3 separate regions of the Homo sapiens genome follow, and all the other regions are linked to region 3. A link is an interaction called in ENCODE POLR2A ChIA-PET data of the cell type or tissue named here. Cell type or tissue: Panc1. All regions are shown on one strand. Links, peaks and the distances in the headings refer to the core of each region. The heading gives the core; the rest is flanking DNA. Region 1 overlaps PTPN12 (protein tyrosine phosphatase non-receptor type 12). Region 2 overlaps APTR (Alu-mediated CDKN1A/p21 transcriptional regulator). Region 3 overlaps RSBN1L (round spermatid basic protein 1 like).

Region 1 (10,606 bases), core at 2,941-5,440, 110 kb before region 3:
GCGTGGTGGCACGCGCCTGCAGTTCCAGCTACTTGGGAGACTGAGGCAGGAGAATCGCTTGAACCCAGGAAGCGAAGGTGCCAGTGAGCCAAGTTCATGCCACTGCACTCCAGCCTGGGTGAAAAAGCGAGACTTTGTCTCAAAAATAAAAAAACAAAAATAAAGTACATGTTGGCTGGGCATAGTGGCTCACGCCTGTAGTCCCAACATTTTGGGAGGCTAAGGTGGGCGGATTGCTTGAATCCATATATATATATATATATAAAAATATGTGTTGTGTGTATATTTCATTTTTATTTATTTATTTATTTATTTACTTTTTAAACGTTTTTGTTAAAAATAAGACACACACACACAGTAGCCTAAGCATACACAGGGTCAGGATCATCAATATCACTGCCTTCTGCCTCCATATCTTGTCCTGCTGGAAGGTATCGGGCAGAAACACACATGGAGCTGTCATCCCCTATGATAACAGTGCCCTCTTCTAGAATACCTCCTGAAGAACCTGCCTGAAGCTGTTTAACAGTTAACTAATTTTTTAACAATTAGAAGGAATACACTCAAAATTAACAACAAAAAGTAAGTACGTGGCCAGGCGCCTGTAATCCCAGCATTTTGGGAGGCCAAGGTGGGTGGATCACCTGAGGTTGGGAGTTCGAGACCAGCCTGGCCACCATAGCGAAACCCTGTGTCTCCTAAAAATACAAAAATTAGCTGGGCGTTGTGGCGGGCACCTGTAGTCTCAGCTACTTGGGAGGCTAAGGCAAAAGAATTGCTTGAACCCGGGAAGTGGAGGTTGCAGTGAGCCAAGATTGCACCACTGGACTCCAGCCTGGGTGTGACAGAGCGAGACTCCATCTCAAAAAAAAAAGTACATAAGCCAATAACTATTTTCTTTATCATTATTATCAAGGATTGTGTCCTGTACGTAATTACATGTGCTGTGCTTTTATATGACTGACAGCATAGTAGCTTTGTTTATACCAGCATCACAACAAACGTGAATGACGCATTTTGCTACAAATTCATGGGAATTTTTCAGCTCCATTATAACTTTGTGGGGCCACCATGTTATGTGTGGCCCATCATTGACTGAAACGTCACATGACTGTACATGTCTTTCAGTAATTTTTAATATTCCAATTCTTTCTGTTTTATTTTGTTTTGTTTTCAGACAGAGCCTTGCTCTTTTGCGCAGGCTGGAGTGCAGTGGTGTGATTATGGCTCACTGCAGCCTCGACCTCAATTGAACCTCCCACCCTAGACTCCCAACTAGCTGGAACTATAGACACACACCACCATGCCTGGCTAATTTCCGTATTTTTTGTAGAGATGGGTTTTCTCCTTGTTGCCTAGGCCAGTTTTAAACTCTTGGGCTCAAGGGATCCACCCATTTTGGCCTCCCAAAGTGCTGGGATTGCAGGCGTGAGCCACCATGTCCCACCAGTATTCCAGTTCTTCCAGTTCTTAAAAGTGAACAGAACTAGGAATGACTGGGCATTTGACAGAAGCCTCTAATATGAAAAAACAGAGGAAATGGAGACAATACAGAGTAAAATGAAAAAGATGGGGGAAAAAAGAAACAACAGTCCACTTTTCTCAGTCATTGGGAAATGCTGCAACCACGAAATAAGAACTGTGGGTAATAAGTAAGAAGCTCTTAGAAATTAAGAATATAGGCCAGGCGCAGTGGCTCATGCCTGTAATCCCAGCACTTTGGGAGGCTGAGGCGGGCAGATCACAAGGTCAGGAGTTTGAGACCAGCCTGGACAATATGGTGAAACCCAGTCTCTACTAAAAATACAAAAAAAATTAGCTGGGCGTGGTGGTGTGTGCCTGTAGTCCCAGCTACTCAGGAGGCTGAGGCAGGAGAATCGCTTGAACCCGGGAGGCGGAAGTTACAGTGAGTCGAGATCGCGCCACTGCTCTCCAGCCTGGGCAACAGAATGAGACTCTTGTCTCAAAAAAAAAGAAAGAAAGAAATTAAAATACTATAAATTTAAAAATTAAGCAGAAGTTTGGAAAATAAGGAACTCCATTTTCCAATAAAATTTCCAAAATAAAGAAATTCATTCATTTCAAGAAAATGAATGGATAAAGAAAAAGTAGGAGAGAAAAGATAAGGAAATTAGAAAGCAAAACTAGAAGATCTGTCACTGAACTAATAATAGTCTAAAAGGAGAGTAGGGAAGAAGAAATTAGCAAAAAAAAAAAAGAAGAAAAAATGTGTTAGAATTAAAGGGCATAAATTTTTATATAGAGCGTATACACCAAGCTTGATATACACCACCAAATGTGATGGATAAAAATAAAATTGTTAAAAAATATAGTTTTTTAAGTTACATTATGAAATTATAGAACATCCAACATAAGAACCTTGCTTAGGTTTAGAGTAAGATAAAAATAATGCTGAAATTTGGAGTAAGTTTTTTTAAATTAAAAACTTTGAAAATACTCGATTAACAAACCCATATATCATACTCGATATCTGTCAAGCACTGTTCTAATTGTTGTTCAGATGTTAACTCATTTAATTCTCCTAACTACCCTGTGAAAAAGGTACTGTTAAGGATATATGGGGTTTGTTAATCAAGTAAATCTGTAAAATACTGGTCATGAGGCCGGGCATGGTGTTTCACACCTGTAATCCCAGCATTTTGGGAGCCTGAGGAGGGCGGATCACTTGACGTTAGAAGTTTAAGACCAGCCTGGCCAACATGGCGAAACCCTGTCTCTACTAAAAATACAAACATTAGCCGGGCGTCATGGCGCGTGCCTATAATCCCAGCTACTTGTGAGGCTGAGGCAGGAGATTCGCTTGAACCTGGGAGGCGGCGGAGGTTGCAGTAAGCTGAGATTGCACCACTGTACTCCAGCCTGAGTAACAGAATGAGACTCTGTCTCAATAAAAAATATGTAAATAAAATACTGATTATGGAAAAGTGGTCTCACCATGTACACGTAGGGAAAATAATACACCTCAATTTATATCAAAATTTTATCTCATCCTTTTAAAACTCATATTTTCTATTTGTATTATAATATGTTCTTAGGATAACCTATTGGTCTTTGCATATGCTTTATAAATTGTAGGAGGTGTCTGCAATTATTTTTGTTTTAGATCGCAAAAATTTGACAGCCACTCTTTCAGATTAAGAACCAACTTGTAGGCCAGGTACAATGCCTCACACCTGTAATCCCAGCTCTTTGGGAGGACATGGCAGGTGAATTGCTTAAGTTTAGGAGTTTGAGATCAGTCTGGGCAACATGAACATGGCAAAACCACATCTCTACAAAAAATACAAAACTTAGCCAGGTGTGGTAGTGCACACCTGTAGTCCCAGCTGCTTGGGAGGCTAAACTGGGAGGATGGCTTGAGCCCTGAAGGCAGAGGTTGCAGTGAGCCAAGATAGTGCAACTGTACTCCAGCCCAGGTGGCAGAGCAGGACCCTGTCTCAAAAAAAAAAAAAAGAATCTACTTGTAAAACTTGAACAGATATAGGAATATCTTATGAGAGTATTGCTGTCATTTTAATATGATCAGTATTCTGGAGATATTCATTTATCTTCTCATGTCCTAGGAATGTGGGAATGTGTCTAGAGAATCTGAACTTCACAGAGTCTTTATTTATTTATTTTATTTATTTTGAGACAGAGTCTTGCTCTGTCACCTAGGCTGGAGTGCAGTGGCGTGATCTCAGCTCACTGCAACCTCTGCCTCCCGAATTCAAGTGATTCTCCTGACTCAGCTTCCTGAGTAGCTGGGATTACAGGCGCACGCTACCATGCCTGACTAGGGTTTTGTGTTTTTAGTAGAGACGGGGTTTTGCCATGTTGGTTAGGCTGGTCTCAAACTCCTGATCTTGTGATCCGCCTGCCTTGGCCTCCCAAAGTGCTAGGATTACAGGCGTGAGCCACCATGCCTGGCCCACAGAGTCTCTTTTAAGGGGAAACCTGGTGTACCATGTGATTACTGCCAGTTATCTGGTTGGATAAAAAAAGGTTGATCACCTGGGGGGAGAAAAAAAAGCAAAAACTCTGAGGTGGGGTCCAGTGGCTCACCCCTGTAATCCCAGCACTTTGCGGGGGCCGAGGCAGGCAAATCACTTGAGGCCAGGAGTTGGAGACCAGCCTGGCCAACATGGCAAAACCCCATCTCTACTAAAAATACAAAAATTAGCCAGGTGTGGTGGCATGTGCCTGTAGTCCCAGCTACTCAGGAGGTTGAAGCACAAGAATTGCTGGAACCCAGGAGGTAGAGGTTCCAATGAGCCAAGATGGTGCCACTGCACTCCAGCCTGGGTGACAGAACAAGACTCTATCTCAAAAGAAAAACAGAACACAAAAACTTAAATATACAAGCCCTCAAGAAGTTTGCTTCATATAAAGTTCTTAAAAAGCAACAAAGCCTGGGCAACATAGTAAACCCTATCTTCTTCTTTGGTTTTTTTTTTTTTTTGAGACAGGATCTCATTCTTTCACCCAGGCTGGAGTGCAGTGGCATGATCAGAGCTCCCTGCAGCCTTGACCTCCCCAGGCTCAGGTGATCCTCCTACCTCAGCCTTCCTAGTAGCTGGGACTACAAGCATGCATTGCCACATCCAGTTAATTTTTTTGTATTTGTTAAAGACACAGGGTTTTGCCATATTGCCCAGGCTGCTCGCTCTCTCTCTCTCTCTCTCTCTCTCTCTCTCTCTCTCTCTCTCTCTCTCTCACTCTCACTCTCACTCGCGCTCTCTCTCTCGCTCTCTCTCTCTTTTTTTTTTTTTTTTTTTTTTTGGAGACAGTCTTGCTCTGTCGCCCAGACTGGAGTGCAGTGGCGTGATCTCAACTCACTGCCATCTCCACCTCCTGGGCTCAAGCAATTCTCCTGCCTCAGCCTCCCAAGTATCTGGGACTGCAGGTGTGTGCCACCACACCTGGCAAATTTTTGTATTATTAGTAGAGATGGGGTTTTACTGTGTTGCTCAGGCTGGTCTCAAACTCCTGAGCTCAATTGATCCACCCACCTTGGCCTCCCAAAGTGCTGGGATTACAGGCGTGAGCCACCATGCCTGGCCCCTATTTCTTTAAGGAAAAAAATAAAGGCAACTAGAGGGTATAACCCACCCGAACAAAGGAGTATACCCAGAAAGAGGAAAATGAGACCTGGGAAACAGGAGAATCTGAAACCAGAGAGAACATTAGCTCTGTGATGGACTAGGGAACCAGTAGTCCACACTGGAGCAGGAGGCCAAAAGTTACTAACAAGGATGTCTGTGGTATTGATACTTACTATGTGTGCTTGTCATTATTGAGAGGAGGTATACCAATCTGCAAGAAAGTTAGAAGAAAAGCTGAGTAACTGATGATGCATAGAGAGCTAAGCCATCAGAAATCCAAGGCAGTCATTAGGGGAAAACAAGACACTATAGAAGAAAAGATACGAAATCATGGTGTCATAGATGGGAATACTATCTGCAGTCATACGACTGAGGTAATGAAAAATTACAATATAACAGTATTGGAAAGATAGAGAAGGACACTTCCACAGTAGGAAGTCAGTAGAAAATGTGTGAAACAAAGATCAAGAAATAACTTTTGAAATAGTCTGAAATACAGAGGTGTAAATTTTAGAAGCAGCTATAAAAAAATGTTGAAAGTTGATGCCTCTGGCTAACAGGAGGGCTGCGGGGCAGAGACTATGTTTTTCATTCAAAGTCTTGTATTTGACTTTTTAAACAGTATATGTGTATTACCTTGATGAACATTAAATTTTCTTAGTCTGAAAAACTGCAGTTTTTATTCGCAACCAGATTGTAATGGCTCTTAATATGCTACTCTTAGCTACATAATTCTCAGGTATCAACTTGTTTAACAGTCTTAAAATGCCCTTTTTAAATGTTTGTTTTTCAGTTGCCTTGTTGAAGGGGATGCTAAAGAAGAAATACTGCAGCCACCGGAACCTCATCCAGTGCCACCCATCTTGACACCTTCTCCCCCTTCAGCTTTTCCAACAGTCACTACTGTGTGGCAGGACAATGATAGATACCATCCAAAGCCAGTGTTGCATATGGTTTCATCAGAACAACATTCAGCAGACCTCAACAGAAACTATAGTAAATCAACAGAACTTCCAGGGAAAAATGAATCAACAATTGAACAGATAGATAAAAAATTGGAACGAAATTTAAGTTTTGAGATTAAGAAGGTCCCTCTCCAAGAGGGACCAAAAAGTTTTGATGGGAACACACTTTTGAATAGGGGACATGCAATTAAAATTAAATCTGCTTCACCTTGTATAGCTGATAAAATCTCTAAGCCACAGGAATTAAGTTCAGATCTAAATGTCGGTGATACTTCCCAGAATTCTTGTGTGGACTGCAGTGTAACACAATCAAACAAAGTTTCAGTTACTCCACCAGAAGAATCCCAGAATTCAGACACACCTCCAAGGCCAGACCGCTTGCCTCTTGATGAGAAAGGACATGTAACGTGGTCATTTCATGGACCTGAAAATGCCATACCCATACCTGATTTATCTGAAGGCAATTCCTCAGATATCAACTATCAAACTAGGAAAACTGTGAGTTTAACACCAAGTCCTACAACACAAGTTGAAACACCTGATCTTGTGGATCATGATAACACTTCACCACTCTTCAGAACACCCCTCAGTTTTACTAATCCACTTCACTCTGATGACTCAGACTCAGATGAAAGAAACTCTGATGGTGCTGTGACCCAGAATAAAACTAATATTTCAACAGCAAGTGCCACAGTTTCTGCTGCCACTAGTACTGAAAGCATTTCTACTAGGAAAGTATTGCCAATGTCCATTGCTAGACATAATATAGCAGGAACAACACATTCAGGTGCTGAAAAAGGTAATAATATAGTGTCAAATACTTAAATGTCTTTCCTATGTGCTAGTCACTGTTTTAAGCACTTTAGCTGTATTGATTTATTATGTTTTATTCCACACTCTACCATAGAACCTACAGCAAAATCTGTCTTAGATACTAATTTTTTAATATAAGCTTTTAATGTATTGTTAACAATTTGGTCACATTATATTACTGGGTTTTGTGTTTCTAAATTATTTTAGTAGTTATAACTGGATAACTTATTTTCTTTTTCTTCTGTATTATAGATCTTAGTGTTTTTGTATCGGTCAAAAATTTATCTGACTGAATAATTAGAAATAATTTAGGGAAGAATCACTTAAAATAACAGTGGCAAAAATACTGTAGAATGTCTTGATTGGCCATATAATGTTACTCGTTTTTCCTAAATGTTTAGTCATTTTTTACTGTTCCTTTAACTACAGATTACATTTTTTTGTTTGTTTGTTTTTACTGTCTTCACAAATGCTTCCAAATATGGCTGCTTCCAACCCTGAGTTTAACCCAGGAACAATACTGCAAACTGCTCAATTCAGTAGTGAGTGGGCTATATGCATACCTACTCATCAAAGCTATTATTTAAAGAATTATTATTTTTTTAGCACTCTTAGCATTTCAAGATAATGCATGCACTCAGTTCCCAAAGTGTATTATTGCTTCTTGAAACTCCTCTTTGATCTGCTGAAAGTAATGATGGCTACCATCTTAAACAGACCCTAAGGTTGAGAGTAAACATATAAATTTGAAAGCTGTTTATTGATATATTGATTATCAGTGGTCACTTACCTATCAGTGAACTTTGGTAGTGACACATACAGACTGGTATTTATAACGTGCAGGCAAAATAAGTACTGTGACCTTGAAAGATTTTTTTTTTTTTTTGAGACTTGCACTCAAAAGATTTTTTTTTTGAGTCTTGCACTGTCACCCAGGCTAGAGTGCAGTGGCAAGATCTCGGCTCAGCCTCCCAAGTAGCTGGGATTACAGGCACCCACTACCACACCCAGCTAATTTTTATGTTTTTAGTAGAGACAGGGTTTCGATATGTTTGCCAGGCTGGTCTCAAATTCCTGGCCTCAAGTGATCTGCCCACCTAGGCCTCCCAAAGTGCTGGGATTACAGACGTGAGCTACCACACCTGGCCTTGAAAGATTATTTTCTATTTCTGACCCATTATATACCACCCATACTGTAGTGCTTGTATTTTCTCTCACACATACTGTATTTTTTAACTTGAGAGAGTGTATTTGGTAGACTAGATGACAGTCTTTTTGAGACAGAGTTTTGCTCTTGTTGCCCAGGCTGAAGTGCAGTGGCGCAATCTTGGCTCACTGCAACCTCCGCCTCCTGGGTTCAAGGAATTCTCCTGCCTCATCCTCCCTAGTAGTTGGGAATACAGGCATGCGCCACCATGCCTGGCTAATTTTTTGTATTTTTAGTAGAGACAGGGTTTCACTGTGTTAGCCAGGATGGTCTGGATCTCCTGACCTCGTGATCCGCCCACCTCGGCCTCCCAAAGGGCTGGGATTACAGGCGTGAGCCACCACGCCCAGCCAGGTGACAGTCTTAAACTATTTGCTTAAATTACAGAATTATCTTTTCTTGATTTATCTTTGTTTTATTTGAAGGATCTTTAGAAGATAATGAATAGTATAATATTACTTTACCAGTTTACCATAATTTTAAATTGCTAATGTCTTTTGTTCCTCAGCTTCAGAATTTGAAATATAACTGCCCAGCTGTAACTATATAAGAAAATATGTAGATAAGAAATTTTCATTTTGAGTTTTTAGTATATCAAGCATGTGGTATTGTACCTAGGAAGTTTTATTGTTTTTTTGTTGTTGTTTTGTTCTTTTGCTTTTTTTTTTAAAAAAAACCAAAAAACCATTACTGGAAATAGGATTTGGTGAGGGCCAGAAAGATGTATGATGTGATATGCTTATTAAAAGTTACTACTACATGACGAGTCTGTTGGTGGCTCATGCCTGTAATCCCAGCATTTTGGGAGGCTGAGGCAGGAAGTTCACTTGAGCCCAGGAGTTCATAACCAGTCTGGGTGACATAGTGACACCCAATCTCTACAAAAGATAAAAAACTAGCCGGGCATGGTGGTGCACACTTGTGGTCCCAGCTACTCTGGAGGCTGAGGTAGGAAGATCACTTGAGCCTAGGAGCTCAAGGCTGCAGTGAGCCATAATTGCGTCCCGGCACTCTGCCTGGGCAACAGAGGGAGACCCTGTCTCAAAAAAAAAAAAAAAAAAAGAGTAAGATATAGCTAAAAGCACCCTACTATGTGCCAGCTCATTTCTGTTTGTTTGGTTTTGTATTTCAAAGCAAAAATCACTATACATGTGATTTCTGGTTTCTTTTTACTCAACCTTAACTATGTTATTGGTTTGATTTTAACCGAAGATTTTCCTGTGTGTAAATGTTCTTTGTTGCAGCATAACTACAAGTAGTCTCATTTTTAATGTGTTGCCAAATATTTACCATATGGATTATTTACTTTATAGATTGTTTATTTACCTTATAGATTATTATTTCCTTTGTAGATCATTATCTTATAGAGCCATTGGCACCAGAATTAGAGTTTTGGGGGGTTTTTTGGTCCTAGAACTTGTTAGTGAATTACAGTCACACATTTCTTAATGGCAGGGATATGTTCTAAGAAAAATATGTCATTAGGCAGTTTTGCCATTGTGTGAATGTCATAGAATGTATTTACACAAACCTAGATGGTATAGTATATACTACACATCTGGGCCATACAATGTAACCTCTTGCTCCTAGGCTACAAACTTGTATAGCATATTACCATACTCAACAATTGTAACACAATGGTAAGTATTTGTGTATCTAAACATAGAAAAGGTACAGTAAAAATATGGTATCATAATCTTACAGGACCGCTGTTGTTTATGCGGTCTTGTTGATGAAAACATCATTATGTAGTGCATGACTATAATGGAATACTTTTGTATTGATACCTAAAAAAAACTTTTGCATAAGTTACTGCCTGACAAAAATTCTTAGCTATCAATTCTAATTTCAGTCTTGACTTAGGCCTCCTGAAAGATTTCTCAGATTCAACTACAGAAGGCCCCATACAGTGTATGATTTGCAAAAGCCTATATAAAATACGCAATATCTGGTTGGATAACCTCTAAAACAAAAGTTTTTAACAGGAAAGGCAGCCCAAAGTTCCAGGGAGAAACATGCATTTGCAAAGCAAGGGCCACGCTTAGAAAATAAAAGTTTTTAAGGGTGAGAACTGCCATGAGAGAAAAAGCACAGAGTTTCTGGAAGATAACTGATAGAAAAAGGGCTGAACTGCCCTTTTTGTTTTGTTCATTTAATTTAAGAAATGGTACCAGAATGCCAAGATTATGTGTCCCTTCCTTCCAACAGCCATCTCTTCACTGTGCGCTGTTAGTAGCAAGAGGGCAAGGAGACATATGGTGATGACTCAGACTACCACTACTGGATAAGGTAGATAGTTCTTTAGTGGCAAGAGAGAGTTCTGGTACTCTTGGTAGATGTATCAAGTATTGGACTGGAACTCCTCTTTCAGGAGGACCCAGAAGCTGTATTTTCTTGCGTCTCCAGCTAAATAAATGTAGGTGGGGCAAAAGCAATCATACTCACCTCATGCGTGTTGAAAATTGACAAGACCTATGCATAGCCATCAGGTGTGGTAAAATAGCAGAGTATCATGG
Region 2 (10,606 bases), core at 3,631-6,130, 52 kb before region 3:
GGTTTGGCTTTGTCCCCACTCAAATCTCATCTTCAATTGTAGCTCCCAGAACTCCCACATGTGGTGGGAGGGACCCGGTGGGAACTGAATCATGGGGACGCTTTCCCCATACTGTTCTCATGGTAGTGAATAAGTCTCACGAGATCTGATGATTTTATAAGGGGTTTCCCTTCTCACTTGGCTCTCATTTCTCTTTTGTCTGCCGCCACCTAAGACATGCCTTTCACCTTCCGCCATGATTGAGGCCTCTCCAGCCACATGGAACCGTGAGTCCATTAAACCTCTTTTTCCTTATAAATTACCCAGTCTTGGGTATGTCTTTATCAGCAGCATGAGAACGAACTAATATACAAGGGCTGATCTCAAACTCCTGACCTCAAGCAATCCTCCTACCTTGGCATCCCAAAGTATTGGGATTACAGGCGTGAACTACTGCACCTGGCCTAAGGTCAATTCTTGAATACAGAGACTGAGTAAAGATAGGACGTTGATAATTTGGACTCTTAAACATAAACCAACTCTTTAAAGCCTTTACATCATCTCATCAGTGTTGCCTGAAGTTTTTGACCAAGTAGCTCAATTTGCTAGGGCTGCTGTAACAAAGTATCACAAACTGGATAGTTTAAACAACAGACATTTGCCTCACAGTTCCTGAGGCTACAAGTCCAAGATCAAGGTGTCAGCGGGACTGATTCCTTCTGAGGGCTGTGAGGAGAATCTGTCCCAGGACCCTCGCCTAGCTTCTGACAGTTTGCTGGCTACCTTCGGAGTTCCTTGGCTTGTAAAAGCATTACCCCAATGTCCGCCTTTACCTTCAAAAGGCATAGGTATTCTTCCCGTTTGTGTGTCTCTGTTCAAATTTTCTGTTCTTGGAAGGACATTAGTCATACTGGATTAGGGATTGGGGGCCCACCTTTTCGCTCCTTCTTTTCTTCTTTCTTTTGTTTGTTTGCTTGTTTGTTTGAGACAGAGTCTAGCCCTGTCTCCTAAGCTGGAGTGCAGTGGTGTGATCTTGGTTCACTGCAAACTCCACCTCCCAGGTTTAAGCGATTCTCCTGCCTCACCCTCCCGAGTAGCTGGGATTACTTACAGGTGTCCGCCACCAAAATACAAAATAATTTTTGTATTTTTAGTAGAGATGGGGTTTCACTATGTTGGCCAGGCTGGTCTCGAACTCCTGACCTCAGGTGATCCGCCCGCCTTGGCCTCCCAAAGTGCTGGGATTACAGGTGTGAGACATCAAGCCCAGCCTAATTTGTGTATTTTTAGTAGAGACGGAGTTTCACCATGTTGCCCAGGTTGCTCTTGATCTCCTGACTTCAGGTGATCCACCCACCTTGGCCTCCCCAGAGTGCTGCGATTACAGGTGTGAGCCACCATGCCTGGCCTCCTATTGCTTCTTAACTTGACCTCATTAACTATTGCATCTGCAATGATAGTATTTCCAAATAAGGTCACAGTTTGAGATAATGAGGGTTAGAACTTAAACATGAATTTTTGAGGTACACAATTTAACCTGTAATACACCATATTATGTCTATATTTATTTATTTATAAATTATTTGGATCCAGTACTATAATAACAATTACACACATTGTAACTCCTACACAATTTGAAATTTTCAAGTTAAGACAAAGGTAACTATATATAGAAGCAGTATGTTTTCTGAACCCTTACAGATTGTTTTGCACACTCCTGGATTACACACATCTCATCAATCTCAAGAATAAAATCAAAGTCTTTGGCTTGACAGCCTTCCACAATCTGACCTCTGTTTTCTCGCCAGCCTCATCTCCTGTCATTCACAACATTTCCAGCATTCCAACCAGTCTGAACTTTTGCAGTTTCCCACGTGCGCTAGGCTCTTTCTTCATCAGCATCTCTATGCATGCTGTCTCCTGCTACTGGAATGCCCTCATTCTCGTTGCTTCCTGTGAACACGTGGTAAACTCCAATCATCTTCTGAAACTCGGCTCAAACGTCATCTCCCCTGGGGAGCCTTCACTGACTGCCCTGGGCAGCATGAAGCATTTTGTCAGTGCCCCGTAGCACCGTGGTCATATCTTTATTATTGCAAATTTCTGTTTCCACATATAATGTCAGGTGGAACCGATAGCTGGCTTACAAAAACAATGCAATTTCAGGTGGTTCTACTTAACATTCCCTAGACAACAAGTTCACTGAGAGCAGGGACTGTGTTTTATTTATTTTATATTTCCAGTCCCTAAAATGGAGTTTGGCATAAAGTAAATGCTTAATACAGGCTTTCTGAAATTAAGGAAAAGCTTACTCTAGCACTACAGTCTACTTGCAGATTTTCCTTTTTGAGAACGGGGTAGTAAATTGATGTCTTCTATAACAATAACTATTAACTATTACTTAAATTTTCTTTGACTTTATTTAGCTTAACATTATTTTAAACAATTCCTTCCCCTCTTTGTTTGCTTCTGTATATGTGATAAAATATCTTCAAAAAATATACTCTTTTTGTTTGTTTGTTTTTAATTGGTGACTGGGGTTTCACTATGTTGCCCAGGTTGGGCTCAAGCAATTCTCTTGCTTCAGCTTACTGGGCAGTTGGGAATATAAGCATTTGCCACTGTGCCTGGCCTTATTTTTTAAAAATACAGAAAAATCAGGAAGAAGGTACCTAAGTACTGTTTTGTAACCAATACCAAAGTATTTCACAATTTTACTGTCTTACTTTCAAAATATTTTAATCCTTCCAATGAGAATTACACGTAATCATAAGTAGGAATATAAATAGGAAAGCTAAAGAGATTAGTTGAGTAAAATGAATATGACATTTAAAATTCTAACAATTATTTAGTAACAGCAAAGGTAAATCTAATTCCCAAATTTCAAGTGTCCCTAATATTACCTGTTTTGAAGAAAAGCTGTGATACCGGCAACAGTGTTTAAGTATCACACGGGTAGTTAAAAGGCAAGTTGGTCCTATCTGACATGTGGAAATGGCCAGCTCGTTAGAAGGCAGTACCTGGTGAAGCCTGTGAGGAATGAGCAGGAAGTCAAAATGGTTACGTAAACATTTTTCACTCTTCCTCATTAAAGCCCTTAAGTTAACAAAAGGTATTTACTGACTCCTCAGCATGCCAAGGCAGTCAAGAGCAACACTTTACACAATCTGGCTCTCACCCATTTTAGAGAGCCCTCTCCTTTTACGGCACTTCGTGTCCCTTATCCTTGAACCACAATGAACTTCTCATAAACAATACCACATTGAGTGTGTCATTACTCTCATCTCTTTCCAAATGCTTGTTCCTCAGCCTAGAAAGTCTTTCCCCATGTTCTTTGCTTACTAATCTCATTATATTATTAATTACATTGTCACACAGTGCTGGGCCCATTGTAGACACTTAATACTGTTTGACTGTCATCAGTAATAAATAGGATCACAGTCTTGAACAACAGAGCAACACAGTCTTTTTTTTTATTATACTTTAAGTTTTAGGGTACATGTGCAAAATGTGCAGGTTTGTTACATATGTATACATGTGCCATCTTGGTGTGCTGCACCCATTAACTTGTCATTTAGCATTAGGTATATCTCCCAATGCTCTCCCTCCCACCTCACCCCAACAACATAGTCTTAAACAACAGATTATTTGGAAACAGATCTTGTGATTAAAGTTAACTCCATGAGGACAGAGACCATGTCTGCCATATCTCTTGCTATATTCTAGCACTTAGCCTAGTGCCTGGCAACAGGTAGGTGTTAAGTATTTACTGACTAAACACTTAATATACGTGAAAAATAAGAAAAAGTAGACTTATTGGGTTAGCTTTAAAAGTTAAATAAAAGAGTGGTTAGGCCCGGCGCGGTGGCTCATTCCTGTAATCCCAGCACTTTGGGAGGCCGAGGCGGGTGGATCACGAGGTCAGGAGATCGAGACCATCCTGGCTAACACGGTGAAACCCCGTCTCTGCTAAAAATACGAAAAAAATTAGCCGAGCGCGGCAGCGGGTGCCTGTAGTCCCAGCTACTGGGGAGGCTGAGGCAGGAGAATGGCGTGAACCCGGGAGGCGGAGCTTGCAGTGAGCCGAGATCCCGCCACTGCACTCCAGCCTGGGCGACAGAGCGAGACTCCGTCTCAAAAAAAAAAAAAAAAAAAAAAAAAAAAAAAGAGAGAGAGGTTATTTCCTTGATGGGTCTTTAGCTGTTTTAATTATTCATCTATTTTCAAACTAATGGTATAGAAGTAGTTATTAATTTGAGGGGAATCAAGAAGAGCCAGCACTTGAATCTGAGGCAAAATATGTATTAGGATAGCATCATATTGTTACCTCAAGGCACATAAATCATACAGACAAGCTTTTCAAAGCAGAATCTGCAAAATTAAAATTATGAAATAACTTTGTGACAGTCATAGTTTTGTACTTTGTTGGCTCTACTGGCATGTGCAGTATTTGTACAAAACTGCACTCTTCTAACTGTGGGTTATCAGTTATCAGGAACCCGATCCTGTAAAAACTAATCTACTCCTGGATAATGGCATTAATCCTTTCATGAGGGCGGAGCCCTCATAACCTAATCACCTCTTAAAGGTCCCACCTCTGAACACTGTTGCATTAGAGATTAAGTTTCTAACCCATGAACTCTGGGGGACACACAACTTTCGGGGACACATTCAAACCTGTTCTTTTCTATGAGATAAAAGCACTGGAATCTACCAGCACTCTAAGAAACACTGCATCTTTTTTGAATGCCTATTTTCTAAACATAAAACTTAAATTAACTTAAACTTCTAAAGAGCCCTGACCAATGTCTGGATTTAACATTTTGATGCTTTAGACTTCTGCTTCCTCTTGCAAAATAGGATATATTAGAAAGAAAACTGGTGTAGAGTCAGAATAAACATGAAATTCCAGCTCAGTTTTGAAAAATGCCTTGGAAAGCTTTGTAGAACTGGGATGATGCATAACACCCACAAACATAAGAGATACACAAGGCACTCAGTAAACACTATCCTCTTAACCACAAGTGGTCTGACAGTGTGGCTCAAACTATGAAGCCAAGAATGGTTATTCTGGAGGTTATTCACTGTTCAAAAAGAAAGTAAAGGATAGTAAAGAAAATTAACAAATTACGTACAGGGCTGCATTTGCAATTCAGACATTCTATGAGTCTATCATTTTTCCTTACATTTCTTTGCCAGACCTAGGCTTCAAGGTGTGGATAAATACACTTTACTCTCTACCTACCAGTTCTTACCTAAAATAGCTTCCTCTTCCTGGAGAATTGACTGGAACCACAAACCTTTTTTTTTTTTTTAAACAACCACAAAACTTAAGCTTTTCTTTTCAGAGATTTATATTATTGAATAAGGCTCCTGATACACATTTTATAGGCCTCCTATCCCTTTCTTAAAATAAGTATCAAAATGAGCTGATGTTCTTCCATATGAAAATTCTGGCAGCATAATTAACCCCAGGAGAGACATTTATGGATAGTTTCTATTTACTCTATTTGGCCCCTTTTACTCTCTCTACCTTTTGCTTCCTGCTGTGTGGCTGCTAATGGCTCTTCAGTGAAGCCTTTAAGCAGTGGCTGATGCCTGTACTACAATTTTCAACTTTATTTTCCCCCAGTTTGCTCTCCTTAAGTACACATTCAAACTGGAAAGAAGACTGTGGTTGAGCAAGTGGTTAGGCTATATTTGTAGTGAGACAATTTTCTGGTTAAGAGGTGAGAATTTGGCTGGGCATGGTGGCTGACGCCTGTAATTCCAGTACTCTGGGAGGCTGAAGTGGGTGGAGGCCTCACTTGAGGCCAGGAGTTTGAGACCAGACTGGCCAACATGGTGAAACCCCGTCTGTACTAAAAATACAAAAATTAGCTGGGCGTGGTGGTGCATGCCTGTAATCCCAGCTACTTGGGAGGCTGAGGTGGGAGAATTGCTTGAACCCAGAAGGCAGAGGCTGCAGTGAGCTGAAATCACGCCACTGCATTCTAGCCTGGGCAACAGAGTGAGACTTGGTCTCAGAAAAATAAAGAGTTGAGAATTCAATTTACCTGAATTACCTGAAATGTTGAATAAGCAAAATATGAGCTGAAAGCTTACAATCTTCATAATTACTGCCCCACATCGCCTTCTCCAAATTTCAGGAAAGAGAGAAAGGGGTTTCCTCTCCTCTTCACCCAGGAACTTCCCTGAAAACCTCACCCAAAGACTTTCCCTGACATGTCACTGCTATCCCTAAGAGAAAGAAGGGCAAGCAACTTTTTTTTTTCTTAGCTAGATACTTTGCAATCTCAATGAATTAAGGGATCAGGTAATAAGGAAGAAGGGAGAAACAGATACTTGGCAGGAAATGAGCAGTCTCTGTCATAGATATGCTGAGTTTTAAGTGCTGACATATCTGTGGAAGATGTGGAGTAGTTAGATCACAAACACAGAGGAGCAGTCAGGTTTAGAGATATAAATTGGGGAGCCATTAACAAAAAAAAAAATTATTTATTTATTTATTTTTGAGGTGGAGTCTCACACTGTCGCCCAGGCTGGAGTGCAATGGCTCAATGCAATCTCCACCTCCCAGGTTCATGTGATTCCCCCGCCTCAGCCTCCCAAGTAGCAGGGTTTACAGGTGCACACCACCACACCTGGCTAATTTTTTGTATTTTTAGTAGAGATGGGGTTTCACTATGTTAGCCAGGCTGGTCTCGAACTCCTGACCTCAGGCAGTCTGCCCACCTCAGCCTCCCAAAGTGCTGGGATTACAGGAGTGAGCCACTGCACCTAGCCTGAAAAACAATTTATTGAATACAAAAATTAGCCGGGCATGGTGGCGGGTGCCTGTAATCCCAGCTACTTGGGAGGCTGAGGCAGGAGAATTGCTTGAACCCGGGAGGCGGAGGTTGCAGTGAGCTGAGACTGCACCACTGCACTCCAGCCTGGGCGACAGAGTGAGACTCCATCTCAAAAAACAAAACAAAACAAAACAAAAAACAAAAAACACAAAATTCATAGGAGCCAGCAAACTATGACCTACAGGCCAAACCCATCCTGTCTCCTGTTTCCATAAAGTTGTTTTGGAACACAGCCATGCCCATTCCTTTATATCTTGTCTATGGCTGCTTTTGTGCTATGAGCAGCAGCTGCCACAGAGACCACAAAGCCTAAAATATTTACAAATATTTTAGGTCTGCAAAGCCTAAAATATTTACTATACGTCTGTTTACAGAAAAAGTTTGCTGGCCCCTGTACTAGAGTATGGACTACACTGGAACTGACAGCATGAAAGTTTAAAGGTTTCAGGTTTTCTGAAAGCAGAGTACCAGCCTTTATAACTGGCCAGTGATTGATTGATTCAAATGAGAAAGACACATAAAGATGAGCAGGTCGGCTGGGCGTGGTGGCTCATGCCTGTAATCCCAGTACTTTGGGAGGCCAAGGCGGGCAGATCACCTGAGGTCGGGAGTTCGAGACCAGCCTGACTGACCAACATGGAGAAGCCCCGTCTCTACTAAAAATACAAAAAATTAGCCGAGTGTGGTGGCGCATGCCTGTAATCCCAGCTACTCGGGAGGCTGACGCAGGAGAATCAGTTGAACCCGGGAGGCAGAGGTTGCAGTGAGCCGAGATCGTGCCATCGCACTCCAGCCTGGGCAACAAGAGTGAAATTCTGTCTCAAAAAAAAAAAAAGATGAGCAGGTCAACGTGGTGGAGGTAGAGCTTTGAGATATCTATGCCATAAGGACAGAAGAAATGTCCTTTTTTGTTTGTTTGTTTTGAGACGGAATCTCACCCTGTCACCCAGGCTAGAGTGCAATGGCACAGTCTTGCCTGGCTGTAACCTCCGCCTCCCAAGTTCAAGCGATTCTCCTGCCTCAGCCTCTGGAGTAGTTGGGACTACAGGCATGTGCCACCACGCCTGGCTAATTTTTTCATATTTTTAGGAGAGATGAGGTTTCACCTTGTTGGCCAGGCTGGTCTCAAACTCCTGACCTTATGATCTACCTGCCTCGGCCTTCCAAAGTGCTGGGATTACAGGCGTGAGCCACTGCACCTGGCCAGAAATGTCTTTAAGGTTAGTACATGGCTGCATAAAGTACAAGGGTCAAATAACTGCTTTCTTTATACAAGGGGATCAGGAACCTGGACAAGGCCAGAGGGATAGTACATGTGCAGAGTGAAAATACAGTTCAGCTCAGAAAGGCAGAAGGATGTCACGTGCAGAGAAACCAGATTCTAGGTTGTACAGAGGACAGCTCTAAGCACTGCGAACACACATTTGTTATGGCTGGAAGTTTGAATATATTCGATTAGCATCTATTCCAGCAACGGACAAAGACAGGGTTGTGAATTAAAATAAACAAAACTCTCAAAACGATCTTAACAAAACGAAGCTACTCCTTTCTAGATCAGAAGTCAGCCTGCTAGTCTGTGGGTTATAACTGACTCACAGATGTTTGTTTGGCTTGCATGGTGTTTTAGGAAACTTCCCATTAAAAAATCTATATATTTAGCAAGTAGGACCACTATTTCCATAAGGGAACGAGCAGCGAGAGCTGAGAAACACAAATGTATATTGTAGAAAACACATCATATTCCCAGTTTTCTATAGTACCCTCCACTTCCTGTGATCTCACATTCAACCTGACTCTGACTTATTATTTTTTACCCATTGCTATGGTTTCAATGTGTCCCCTCCAAAATTCAGGTGTTGAAACTTAATGGCCAATGTAATGGTATTAAGATGTGGGGCCTTTAAGACGTGTTTAGGCCAGAGGGGTTGCTCTCTTGTGAATGAGGTTTATGGGATTACAAGAGGCTTCATGGGCAAGTGGATCGCTTGAGCCCAGGAGTTTGTGACCAGCCTGGGTAACACAGTGAGGCCCCATCTCTACAAAACATAAGCAAAAATTAGCTGGGAGTTATGGCGAGTGTCTGAAGTCCTAGCTACCTGGGAGGCTGAGGTGGTAGGATCACTTTAGTCCAGGAGGTCGAGGCTGCAGTTGCGCCACTGCACTCCAGCCTGGGCGACAAAACAAGATTCTGTCAGGCCGGGCGTGGTGGCTCACGCCTGTAATCCCAGCACTTTGGGAGGCCGAGGTGGGCGGATCACGAGGTCAGGAGATCGAGACCATCCTGGCTAACACGGTGAAACCCTGTCTCTACTAAAAATACAAAAATTAGCCGGGCGTAGTGGCGGGCGCCTGTAGTCCCAGCTACTCGGGAGGCTGAGGCAGGAGAATGGCGTGAACCCGGGAGGCGGAGCTTGCAGTGAGCTGAGATCGCACCACTGCACTCCAGCCTGGGCGTCAGAGACAGATTCCGTCTCCAAAAAAAAAAAAAAAAAAAAATTCTGTCTCAAAATAAATAAGATAATAGAGGCCTCATGAAGCCTTCAGCCTGCTGCCTTCTACCATGTGAGGCCAATATGTTCCTCCCCTCAGGAGGATGTGGCCCATATCAAACAAATGAACCTGCCAGTGCCGTGATCTTGGGCTCCCAGCCCCTAGAATTGTGACAAAATAAATTTCTGTTCTTTATAAAAGACCCAGTTTCGGCTGGCTATGCTGGCTCATGTCTGTAATCCCAGCACTTTGGGAGACCGTGGTGGTCAGAGTGTTTGAGCCCAGGAGTTCTCGACCAGCCTGGGCAACAACATGGCGAAACCCTGTCTCTACAAAAATACAAAAATTAGCTAGGTATGGTGGCAAATGCCTTAGTCCCAGCTACTCGGGAGGCTGAGGTGGGGGGAATGCTTGAGCCCAGGAGGTCAAGGCTGCAGCGAGCTGTGAAGCTGCCACTGCACTGTAGCCTGGGTGATAGAGCTGAGACCTGACCTCAAAAAAAAAAAAAAAAAAAAGAAAAAAGAAAAAAAAAAGGTGGAGAAGCAGGGTGTAGGGTAGGTAGGGTAGTATGCTTTCGGTAGAGCTGTTACAGAGAATGAAATGGAAAAGGAAGCAAGAGATAACCAGTGAGTCAACAACACCAACGACTGAAAAGCAAAAAGGAATGGAGATGAGAAAAGGCACGTCGCGTTCAACAGGTCCAAGGTCCAAGAGTACCTGAAACTTGTCACTCTTCCACTGTTTCTTGGCTCAGGGAATGGTACCACTGCCAAGTTTTGCTGGTTAGAAATATAGAAGGTATTCATGATATCTGCCTCCCTTATGTTCATTATCCAAATCATCACATAGGCAACAGCCAAAGGAAAAAGCACGTCAAGTAGAGAGAATCACATATGCAATGTTTCTATGTTGAAAGACAACATGGTGGGTTCTGGAGATTAAAGACCTGTTAGTTTGAAATAGAAGAAGGGGATAGTTCATGAAAGGTCTTACAGGACACATTAAGGATTTTGTTTTTTGTCCCGAGAGCAATGAAAGCCATTGACTTCAGGTCTGAAGCAAGGCAAGAGAGATGGTCAGATCCAGGTTTTTTCGTTTTCGTTTTTTTTTTTTTTTTGAGACAGAGTCTCATTCTGTCGCCCAGGCTGGAGTGCAGTGGCGTGATCTTGGCTCGCTGCAACCTCCGTCTCCCAGATTCAAGCGATTCTCTACCACAGCCTCCCGAGTAGCTGGACTACAAGGACGTGCCACCATGCCCAGCTAATTTTTGTATTTTTAGTAGAGAC
Region 3 (10,606 bases), core at 3,825-6,324:
AATTATTGGAAAAAGAAATGTGGAGACGTTTTAGGTGACTTTTTTTCAGTTGTAATTTTAAGTGATATATAAATAGTTCATTTTGTTAGAAGTTTAGTTACTTAGGAAATATTATATAATGTGTCTAAGCTCCAGCTACTTGGAGTAACATTTTTTTTTTTTCCAAGATGTAATCTCACTCTGCCACCCAGCCTGGAGTGCAGTGGCATGATCTCGGCTCACTGCAACCTCCACCTCCCGGGTTCAAGCGATTCTTCTACCTCAGTCTCCCAAGTAGCTGGGATTACAGGCATGCACCACCACATCCGGCTAATTTTTGTATTTTTAGTATAGATGGGGTTTTGTCACATTGACCAGGCTTGTCTTGAACTCCTGACCTCGGGTGATCCGCCCACTTCGGCTTCCCAAAGTGCTGGGATTATAGACGTGAGCCACCGCGCCCGGCCTGGAGTAACATTTTATAGCTAGACAGCAGCCTATGACAGGATTTCAAGGACTTTAACATCAGAAAGTAAGAGTGGCAAACCAATCAGAAGTGTGGGAACACTGTAATCTAATTCAGAAGTTAAGTTATATGTGAACAGATAAGGAGTTTTATCTCGTTTATTCTCCCCTGTATCCCTAATCTTTTTCTTGTACTCAGACTGTGTATTTGTTGAGTCAGTGAATTCCTGTTTGCTGTACTTTCGTATGCTTGGAGTGTTATCACTTGAAAAAAAAAAACAAAAAACACTTTGTCAGTGTTATAGGTGAAAGTAATGTCTTTTAATTTGTATATTATTAATGATTGAAGTTTAAAAATGTTTATTAGCACATGAATTTAATTTTTTGAAAATTTATTTAAGTAGTCTAGACCTGTGCTATTCAGTATGGTAGACACTAGTTTTATGTGACTATTCAACACTTAAAGTGAAACTAGTTTCAAATTGAGATGTGTCATAAATGTAAAATATATGTTAGATTTTGAAATCTTATGAAAAAATGTAAAATATCTCATCATTTAAAAATATCAGTTCCATGTTGAAATTATAATGTGTTGGATCCATTGGGTTAAGCAAAATATATCATTAAAATTAATAAAATTGTTTACCAATTCAGATTTAGATTACTGTCTAGATCTGGACAGTGCTTATATAGACAGTAATCTAATCACTACATGATTAGGACCTGGGTTATGGTAGTGTTTATAGAAAGGAAAGTAAGGAGTGATTTTTAAGAGATTATGCAGTATGCATGTATACTATATAATCTCTACTATATTCCAGGACATTTCACAGTTCTTGTATACTTCCATCATGGTTTTGTAATCAGTCGTAAGCTTTTTGAGGGCAAAGGTTTATGTCACTATTTGTATATCCTTCTCTGTATTTTGTCTTTTGCTGGGTGCATAGGAAGTCATTTGAACAAAGAAGAATTTAATAGGCTATCAAATATTTTGTTTGAAGTTTTAGAATGCAAATGAATGATCCCTAGAGTTATTATGCCCTTTATTTAAATATCACAGTATCACCAAGTAGTCAGATTGAGTCATACTATTTTTAAAAGGAGCCAAGGGTAAGGGAACCAACATCTAGTCTTATGTATGCCAGGCTCTATGTAGTCATTTTATATATTTTTTCATTTAGTCCTTATAGTAACCATAATGAGGAAGGTATCAATTACCATTTACAGATTAGGAAACTGAGATCAAGTAATTTTTCTGTTATGCTGCTAATCCATAGATGCTCAATTTCAACACTGGCACTTTTCCATCGTAGCTTTTGCTTCACCTAAAGTTAGTTATTTTAAGTGATTTGAAATAAATTTAATATTTTGGTTGACACGAAGTGAAGAATACTTAGAATAAAATGTATAATGATACATTTTGACAATATGTATTTCATATTCAATAAAAAGGGAAATTTAGAAATATTCCCCAAAACCTGAGAGGAAAAAGAAAAGGCATTATTTGTTCCTCATTCTGATTTTCTTTGTGTATTGTAATTCCAGAAATTTACCTATAGTTTGTGCAGATAAATGAAGTTGTAATTTTTTCATTTTAAATATTTCCTTTGTTTTGTCTTCCAGATAAAATCAAAGACAAAATTAAAGAGAGAGACAAAGAAAAAGAAAGAGAAAAAAAGAAACATAAAGTAATGAATGAGATCAAGAAAGAGAATGGAGAAGTAAAGATTTTGCTGAAAAGTAAGTTTTATTCAGTGATTTTAGTTCTACTTTATTATACTGTTCAGTATCTTTATTGGCTAAGTGAATAAAATAAGAAATGTTATTTGGTGCTGAATTTTGCGGAGAATGAACAATGATGAGGAAATGAAAAGTAAATGTAACAACGGAGAGTTCTAATCTGTATGGTAACATGTCTTATAGTATATTTAGTGAGCCATTAAAAAGTTAAAAGGTTAAGCTTCGTTAAACTTAATTTCTTAAATTATTTTAAAATAAGTTAATTCTATGTTTGCATTACTAGTCTTACTCATATTTAGATAATCTAAAAGGAAGAAATTAAGAAAAATTGCCAAAGCAAGTTTTAGTATGATAGGGATGGTGAAGTAAGTGATCTTCTTAAAAATATTTGACTGTCATCACCATACCATAGTCTAGCATTTAGAGGGAACATTTTACTCTGAGCTAAATCAGAAGCGGTATGTTTCTTGTATGTTTAAGAATATCCTTGTTTTATTCTTTTTTTTCTCTGTTACAGTTGCATTCATTTGCTGTTTATATATGAGGGTGGGGTGGAGAGAAGAATTTGGGGGGTAGGTGGTTGGGTAATAAGTATACTGCAAATCCTGTCAATAAGTCTGAACTTGTAAAGAGAGAATTTGTGGTAGAATAGACGTAAGGATAGTCTTAAATTCACTCAGATGTCAAGGTAAGAAGAATCCGTGGCATTCGGTTGCTAGACAACTAGCGAATTCACTAGCTAGCAAATTTACTAGTGCTATCATGTTGATAGTTGATGATGAGAATATGTTGACCTTGATTAACTTCATATTGAATTTAATTGTTGATAAGGCTTTATATTTGCTTGAGGGGGAAAGACCACGACACTGCATATGTAGCAAAATAACTGGTAGTTTATATTATCTAAGATAAAGAGTATTAGATTCTGTATTTTCATTGCATTCTTTGTCATGTTTTCAGATATTCGTTTTCTATTATCTACATGTCAGAACTTCATTTTCTACGATATTCTTTCAACCTTGAAGAAATACGTCAGAGCTTAAGTTGATGGCTGCTTATTAGTTAATGCTCATGATCCTTTTGTTCTGTTTCTTTTGCCTGCATATTCTATCTGTGTTGTCTAATTAGATTGTAAGCCTTTGAGGCAGGAATTGAATATAACCACACTAGTTATTTATAGCAGCTAGTGATGAATGCTTGAAAAGTCTGCTTAAGGCCAGGTTCGGTCGCTCATGCCTGTAATCCCAGCAATTTGGGAGGCCGAGGCGGGTGGATCACTTGAGGTCAGGAGTTTGAGACCAGCCTGGCCGATGTGGTGAAACCTCGTCTCTACTAAAAATGAAAAATTAGTGGGGCATGATGGTGGACATCTGTAATCCCAGCTACTGGGGAGGCTGAGGCATGAGAATTGCCTGAACCCGGGAGACAAGAGGTTGCAGTGAGCTGAGATCACCCCACTGTACTCCAGCCTGGGCAATAGAGTGAGATTCAGTCTCAAAAAAAAAAAAAGAAAAGAAAAAGTCAAGTCTACTTAACTTTACCCTTGGTTTAGCCCAATAGCCATTTTTTTTTCTGATTTAATCAAATAGTTTTCTTATTCATTTGAAAATATCATGCTGTAAATTCTATTACTTGAGAAGGAATCTGTTTTAGAAATACTTTATAAAAGCCTCATATGTTCTTGATTGAATACTGGATTCCTAACATAATGTGAATTATGTGAATCCAGAGATTACACATGAAAATAAAATTTAAAACAGCCTAAAAATTGAGATTTTTAAAAAATGAAATATACGATATTAACTTTGAAGTAGACAAAAATTTAGGTGATATTTTGAACCGAGTTAAACTGAAACTAGTGATGATTAAGGTAAAAGAATGAGATAGATGTGGAAATTAATTTGTGACTTCTGGGATGTCCATGGAAAAATTTAGGGAAAATGTATTCACAGTGGAGGTAAGTAATAATTTAATTACTGCCTTACAGTGTTACCAAGATTAAATGAGGGAAAGTATGAGGAAAGTGCCAAGTATAGAATCTGGCTCACAGGTACTTACTACTGAGTAGTAAATAGTTATGAAATCTTTCTTGTAAGTATGTATGAGAGATTAACTTTGTGATTAAAAAGCAACAAAATTGGCCAGGCACAGTGGCTGAAGCCTGTAATCCCAGCATTTTGGGAGGCCGAGGCAGGTGGATCACCTGAGGTCAAGAGTTCAAGACCAGCCTGGCCAAGTTGGTGAAACCCCATCTCTACTAAAAAATACAAAAAATTACGGTGGGTGCCTGTAATCCCAGCAACTCGGGAGGCTGAGGCATGTGAATCGCTTGAACCCAGGAGGCGGAGGTTGCGGTGAGCCAAGATGGTGCCACTGCACTCCAGCCTGGGCAACAGAGAGAGACTCCATCTCAAAAAAACAAAAAACAAAAAACACCAATAAAACCAAACTATCTCCTCTCCTCAGTGTGTAGTACATAGATAATTAAGTGAATAAACACATGATTCATTGGGAAAACAGTGCTTGTCGCATTGAAAGCACTGAGTGTTATCTGTTGTTACTATCTACGAGAAAGAATTTGCTTAGTATGTGGGGCCATTTCCCAAGTGAGCCTGTGGTGGTGGTAGGGAAAGGCATCTTTTGTTGTTGGTGACTTGGAACAACAAATCATTTACTTTGCTGAGGGAAAATATACTTTCATTTACTACTGTGTGCCACTTTTTTCCTTGTGGCCTCCAACTTTTATTCTATCCTTGTAATTTTTTTCTTCTGTTAATGATAATGTTGCAAGCTGTGGTATACACAGGTGTTGATGGATGATGGCATTTGAAAATCTAAAATAGATGTCAAGTATGTCACACCAATTCATTTTCTCCAGGTTTTTCTTAAAAATTGTGTCAGGTAGGCTGGGCGCAGTGTCTCACGCCTGTAATCCCAGCACTTTGGGAGGCCAAGGCGGGTGGGCCACTTGAAGCTAGGAGTTTGAGACCAGCTTGGCCAACCTGGTGAAACCCCATCTCTACTAAAAATAGAAAAATTAGCCGGGCGTGGTGGCGCTCGTCTGTAATCCCAGCTACTCGTGAGGCTGAGGCAGGAGAATTGCTTGAACCCAGGAGGCAAAGGCTGCAGCCGAGATTGTGCCACTGCACTCCAGCCTGGGTGACAGAGCAAGACTTGGTCTCAGGAAAAAAAAAAAAAAAAAAAAAATGTGTCTTTTTTTTTTTTTTTTTTTTTTTTTTTTTGAGAGGAGTCTTGCTCTGTCATCCAGGCTGGAGTGCAGTGGCGCGATCTCGGCTCACTGCAAACTCTGCCTCCTGGGTTCAAGCAGTTTTCCTGCCCCAGCCTCCTGAGTAGCTGGGATTACAGCCGCACGCCGCCATGCCTAGGGCTAATTTTTTGTATTTTAGTAGAGACAGGGTTTCACCATGTTGCCCAGGCTGATGGCGAACTCCTGAGGTCAGGCAGCCTGCCTGACCCGGCCTCCCAAAGTGCTGGGATTATAGGCATGAGCCACTGCGTCCGGCCTGTCAAGTTTTTTCTGACTGGAAATACACACAAAATTATATATATGATAAAAAGTGTTTTATTAATGCGAAAACCTTATAAAAGTTTATTTGGTAAGAAAGTTGGATTATTTGCTCTTTTCAAAATAGTTTAAAGGAACAAATAAGTTTGAAACAAAGCTTATTTAGTGGGTCTTATTTTATACTAAAGTTCACCAACTGCTTTTTCTGATTGTATGCATTATGTTCCAGGCATTTTTATGTTGTTTATTAATGATAAAGTGTGAGAACATGTGTTATGATTATAGTATTTTTTAGAGTAAATGTTTGTCATTATAGCATTTTAAATAAGTTTGCTGGTGAGCAGTTAGAATGAGGGTTGAAAGAAGCCAGTGTCCAAGGTGACTGGTAGTGTACTAAAGGTCACAGGTAGGTAAATCATGGCTGGAAGAGTGACAACATTGCAGTGCAAAAAAAGCAGATTCGAATCCCAGAGGCCAAAAGTTGAGAATAACTAAGCTAATTAGTACTTTTTTCCTATATGTAATAATGGGATGGGGGAGAGAGAAAGATAGATATAAATTTTATAAATTTTTCTGAATTTTGTTTTTCACTTTATTAATACAGAAAGTATACGAAAATTAGTGGTAGAATTAACTCAATGAATTTGTGATCTTAAAAGTTTTTTTTTATTTTTCTTTTCATAATTAGCCATTAACAACACATGCTGTCTTTGTTTCTGTGTGCGCTTCTTTCTGCCTCTGTGAGTGTCTCTCTCTGGCTCTAAGTATACCTGCATCTCTGTTTCTGATTCCCTCACTCCCAGTCTGGCACACTCTCTCTGGCTCTGACTCTATACACGTGTGTATCTGTGGTACTTTGTGTGTGTGGTCTGCTTTGTGCATTTGTATGTGGCTTTGGGGAGGGTCTCCCATCAACATTTTTCTTTTCTTTTCTTTTTTTTTTTTTTTTTTTGAGACGGAGTTTCACTGTGATACCCAGTCTGGAGTGCGATGGCACAGTCTGGGCTCACTGTAACCTCTGTTTCCCGGGTTCAAGCGATTCTCCTGCCTCAGCCTACCGAGTAGCTGGAACTACAGGCGTGCGCCACCACGCCTGGCTAATTTTTGTGTTTGTAGTAGAGATGGGGTTTTACCATGTTGGCCAGGCTGGTCTCGAACTCCTGACCTCAAGCAGTCCACCCGCCTCAGCCTCCCAAAGTGCTGGGATTACAGGCATGAGCCACTGCACCTGGCCACCATTTTACTTCTCATCTTACACTTTTGAAGGGGCAGATTAGTTGGATAGCAGTTCTATTCTTTCTGTTATAGGTACCTGTCAGGATCCTTTATTGGGTTCTGTTACAGAATTATAGATTTAGGCCAGATGTGGTGGCTCACGCCTGTAATCCCAGCATTTTGGGAGGCTGAGATGGGTGGATCATGAGGTCAGGAGATCAAGACCATCCTGGTTAATGTGGTGAAACCCTGTCTCTACTAAAAATACAAAAAAATTAGCTGGGCGTGGTGGCAGGCACCTGTAGTCCCAGCTACTCGGGAGGCTGAGGCAGGAGAATGGTGTGAACCCGGGAGGTGGAGCTTGCAGTGAGCCAAGATCGTGCCACTGCACTCCAACCTGAGTGACAGAGCAAGACTCGGTCTCAAAAAAAAAAAAAAAGAAAAGAAAAGAATTATAGATTTAATGTGGACTTTAAATACTCTTTAGTGTAGGAGAAGCAAATTGGTATTTAAAATGGCCTTTTTCCTTATTTTAAAATTTTCTGCATACATATCTACTGCATTTCATATGTAGAGATAGGAAATGAGCGAGAGATTACATAAAGCTCTTAATCTATCTGGTGAATGCTAGTACCCCAGTTTGGTTTCATGTAAAGAATGCATTTTGCCTGTGTCCACTGGGATTCCTAAGGCTACTCCCAGGGCCTGTGATTTGCTGAAAGGATTCACAGGACTCAGCATATGGTTGTACTTATGGCTATGATTTGTTATAGTGAAGGAGGACAGGCATGGTGGCTCACAGCTCTTATCCCAGCATTTTGGGGAGCTGGGGCCGGAGGATTGCTTGAGCCTGGGAGTACGAGACCAGCCTGGGCAACGTGGCAAGAACCCATCTTTAAAAAAAAAAAAAAAAATACACACACACACACACACACACACACACACACACACGGCAAGAATCCATCTTTAAAAAAATATACAGACACACAGTGAAAGGATACAAAGTAAAATCAACAAGAAAAATAGCACTTGGTGCAATTTCTGAAAGAAACTAGGCACAAGTTTCTGAGAGTCCTTTCCCAATGTTGTCACATGTGATGTGCTTAATTCTTGCAGTGGTGAATTGTGACAACACATGTGAAATCTTGTCTGCCAGAGAAGCTCATTAAAAACTCAGTGCCCAGGGTTTTTCTTGGACATTGGTCATATAGGCACCATTTGCCTACCACAAACTAAAATTCCAGACTCCCAGAAGGAAAACAAGTGTTCAGCAAAACCATGTTGTTTAGGCCTGGTGTGGTGGCTCACACCTGTAATCCCAGCACTTTGGGAGGCCGAGGCACGCAGATCACTTGAGGTCAGGAGTTTGAGACCAGCCTGGCCAACGTGGTGAAACCCCGATTCCACTAAAAATACAAAATTAGCCAGGCGTGGTGGTGCATGCCTGTAATTCCAGCTACTCAGTTGGCCGAGGCAGGAGAATCGCTTGAACCCAGGAGGCGGCGGAAGTTGCTGTGAGCCGATTGCACGATTGCACTGCACCCTGGGCGACAGAGTGAGACCCTGTCTTAAACAACAACAACAACAACGAACTATATTGTTTGCACAGTTTTGGCACAGTGAAGACTCTTACTTATGGAATGGGGGGAACCCTCCAAAAATAAGAGTTCCTAGATGCTAGCCGAGAGTCAGCCTTGCAAACAGGACTGAGAATAACAGTCTCAGGCATATTATCTCTTCTGCATACAGTGCTCATTTCAGTATTTAATTACAGAATAGTTTTCCATGGGAATTTTTTTTTTTCGAGACAAGGTCTTACTCTGTTGCCAGTATGGAGTACAGTGGTGTGATCACAGGCCACTGCAGCCTTTACCTCCCCAGGCTCAGGTGATCCTTCTGCCTCAGCCTCCTGAGTAGCTGGGAATACAGGTATTTGCCACCACACTCAGCTAATTTTTGTATTTTTTGTAGAGACAGTGTCTTGCTTTGTTTCCCAGGCTGCTCTGCTGTGAGAATTTAACTCCTTGATGCTCAGTCTAAGAATCTCTTGGCCAGGTGCAGTGGCTCATGCCTGTAATCCCAGCACTTTGGGAGGCCGAGACGGGTGGATAATCTGAGGTCAGGAGTTTGAGACCAGCCTGCGCAACATAGTGAGACCTTGTCTCTATTAAAAAAATAAATAAATAAGTTGGTTTTGTTTTTTTTTTTTTCTAAAGGAATCTCTTAACTGATTTCTTATTGGTTTGCATTTTTCAGTTCCTGTTATAGTACCTTTTGGTTTATCTTCATGCCTATGAAATAGACTAAGTGTTGTCTCTGTTCTATTTCAAACTAATGTGTTCTCCTGGTAATATTTTCTGATTTAACCTTTTTTGGTGTTAGGCATAAGTGTAGGATATTAAATATACTTTCACTCAAATGAAGTTTTATTCATTTTGGCAACAATTGCGTAATTTATGCAGTTCTACATATATTTTCAGTTGTATTTAGGAATGTCATTAATCACACCTTTGCCCTTTAAGCTTTGTTAAATTCTATTTTTTATTGCATTACTGCCTTCTTTCCCTGATTTTTTTTGATTGTTTCATCTTTCATTTTGGTTAGTCCCCTGTTTCACTTATTTTTATTTCATTTTTTTTGTAGAGATGAGGTCTCTCTATGTTCCCCAAGCTGATCTCGAACTCCTGGCCTCAAGTGATCCTCCTGCCTTGGCCTCCCAAAGTGTTGGGATTACAGGCATCAGCCACCATGTCTGGACTGTTTTACTTTTTACATTTATTTTTATTTTATTTTTTTCTCTGTTGCCTTGGCTGGGGTGCAGTGGCATGATCATGGCTCACAGCATCCTCAACCTACTGTGCTCAAGCCATCCTCCTGCCTCAGCCTCCTGAGTAGCTGGGACTACGGGCATGTACCAACATGCCCAGCTAATTAAAAAAAAAAGATTTTGTAGAGACAGGGTCTCACCATGTTGCCTACACTGGTCTGGAACTGCTGTGTGCAAGTGATCCTCCTGCCTTGCCCTCCCAACATGCTGGGATTACAGGTGTGAGCCACCATGCCTGGCCTACTGTTTGACTTTTTTTTAAAAATTAATTTTGTCCTTAAGATACTAATTAACCTAAATATGATATTTTGATAGTTCATACCTAGGTGGCAAGTCTGAATTTGATAACGTTATTCAAGTGTGTGTCTTAGCTGCTTAGAGATAGACTTTTTTTTTGAGGGGGAGACGTCTCACTCTCGTCACCCAGTTTGGAGTGCGGTGGTGCAATTTCGGCTGGGATTACAGGTGCCTGCCACCACGCCCGGCTAATTTTTCATATTTTTAGTAGAGACGGGGTTTCACCATGTTGGCCAGGCTGGTCTCGAACTCCTGACCTCAGGTGATTCACCTGCCTCGGCCTCCCAAAGTGCTGGGATTACAGGTGTGAGCCACTGCGCCTGGCCACAGATAGACTCTTTAGAGAATTAACACTTTGCCTTTTATGACTTTATACACCTGTGTAATGAATAATGTTGACAGATTACTGTTTTTGCTTCTCATACTAGTTCTTCATTGGATACTTATGAATTATCACGTCTGTGAATTTTTACAGAGAATTTCTTAACATTAAACTTCACTTTTATGGATTGCTATCAACTTAAAATAGTTTTTGTTGTTTTCAGGGCTAGAATTTA

The links. ChIA-PET counts read pairs that join two places held together with the same protein. Peaks named below come from ENCODE experiments on the same cell type or tissue, not always from the same donor. Only the 100,000 strongest peaks of a DNase experiment are listed, where the experiment ranks them.
Region 1: POLR2A ChIA-PET joins it to region 3 with 8 read pairs; 3 of 35 experiments call an interaction of 5 or more read pairs at or near these places.
Region 2: POLR2A ChIA-PET joins it to region 3 with 7 read pairs; 20 of 35 experiments call an interaction of 5 or more read pairs at or near these places.

The regions. Positions count from the first base shown.
Region 1 is chr7:77,620,807-77,631,412 of GRCh38, forward strand. PTPN12 (protein tyrosine phosphatase non-receptor type 12) reads left to right here. Exons shown (of 18, transcript NM_002835.4): 13 at 5,899-6,869. Among named protein-coding and RNA genes, the nearest start is that of APTR, 70 kb to the right of the region's middle. In Panc1, for the core only: no CTCF peak of the experiment used is centred there; no DNase peak of the experiment used is centred there.
Region 2 is chr7:77,682,320-77,692,925 of GRCh38, forward strand. All of the region lies in intron 1 of APTR (Alu-mediated CDKN1A/p21 transcriptional regulator), which reads right to left. Among named protein-coding and RNA genes, the nearest start is that of APTR, 8.6 kb to the right of the region's middle. RefSeq lists an enhancer at 9,749-10,248. In Panc1, for the core only: no CTCF peak of the experiment used is centred there; no DNase peak of the experiment used is centred there.
Region 3 is chr7:77,734,343-77,744,948 of GRCh38, forward strand. RSBN1L (round spermatid basic protein 1 like) reads left to right here. Exons shown (of 8, transcript NM_198467.3): 2 at 2,068-2,184. Among named protein-coding and RNA genes, the nearest start is that of RSBN1L, 43 kb to the left of the region's middle. In Panc1, for the core only: no CTCF peak of the experiment used is centred there; a DNase peak (open chromatin) is centred at 4,809.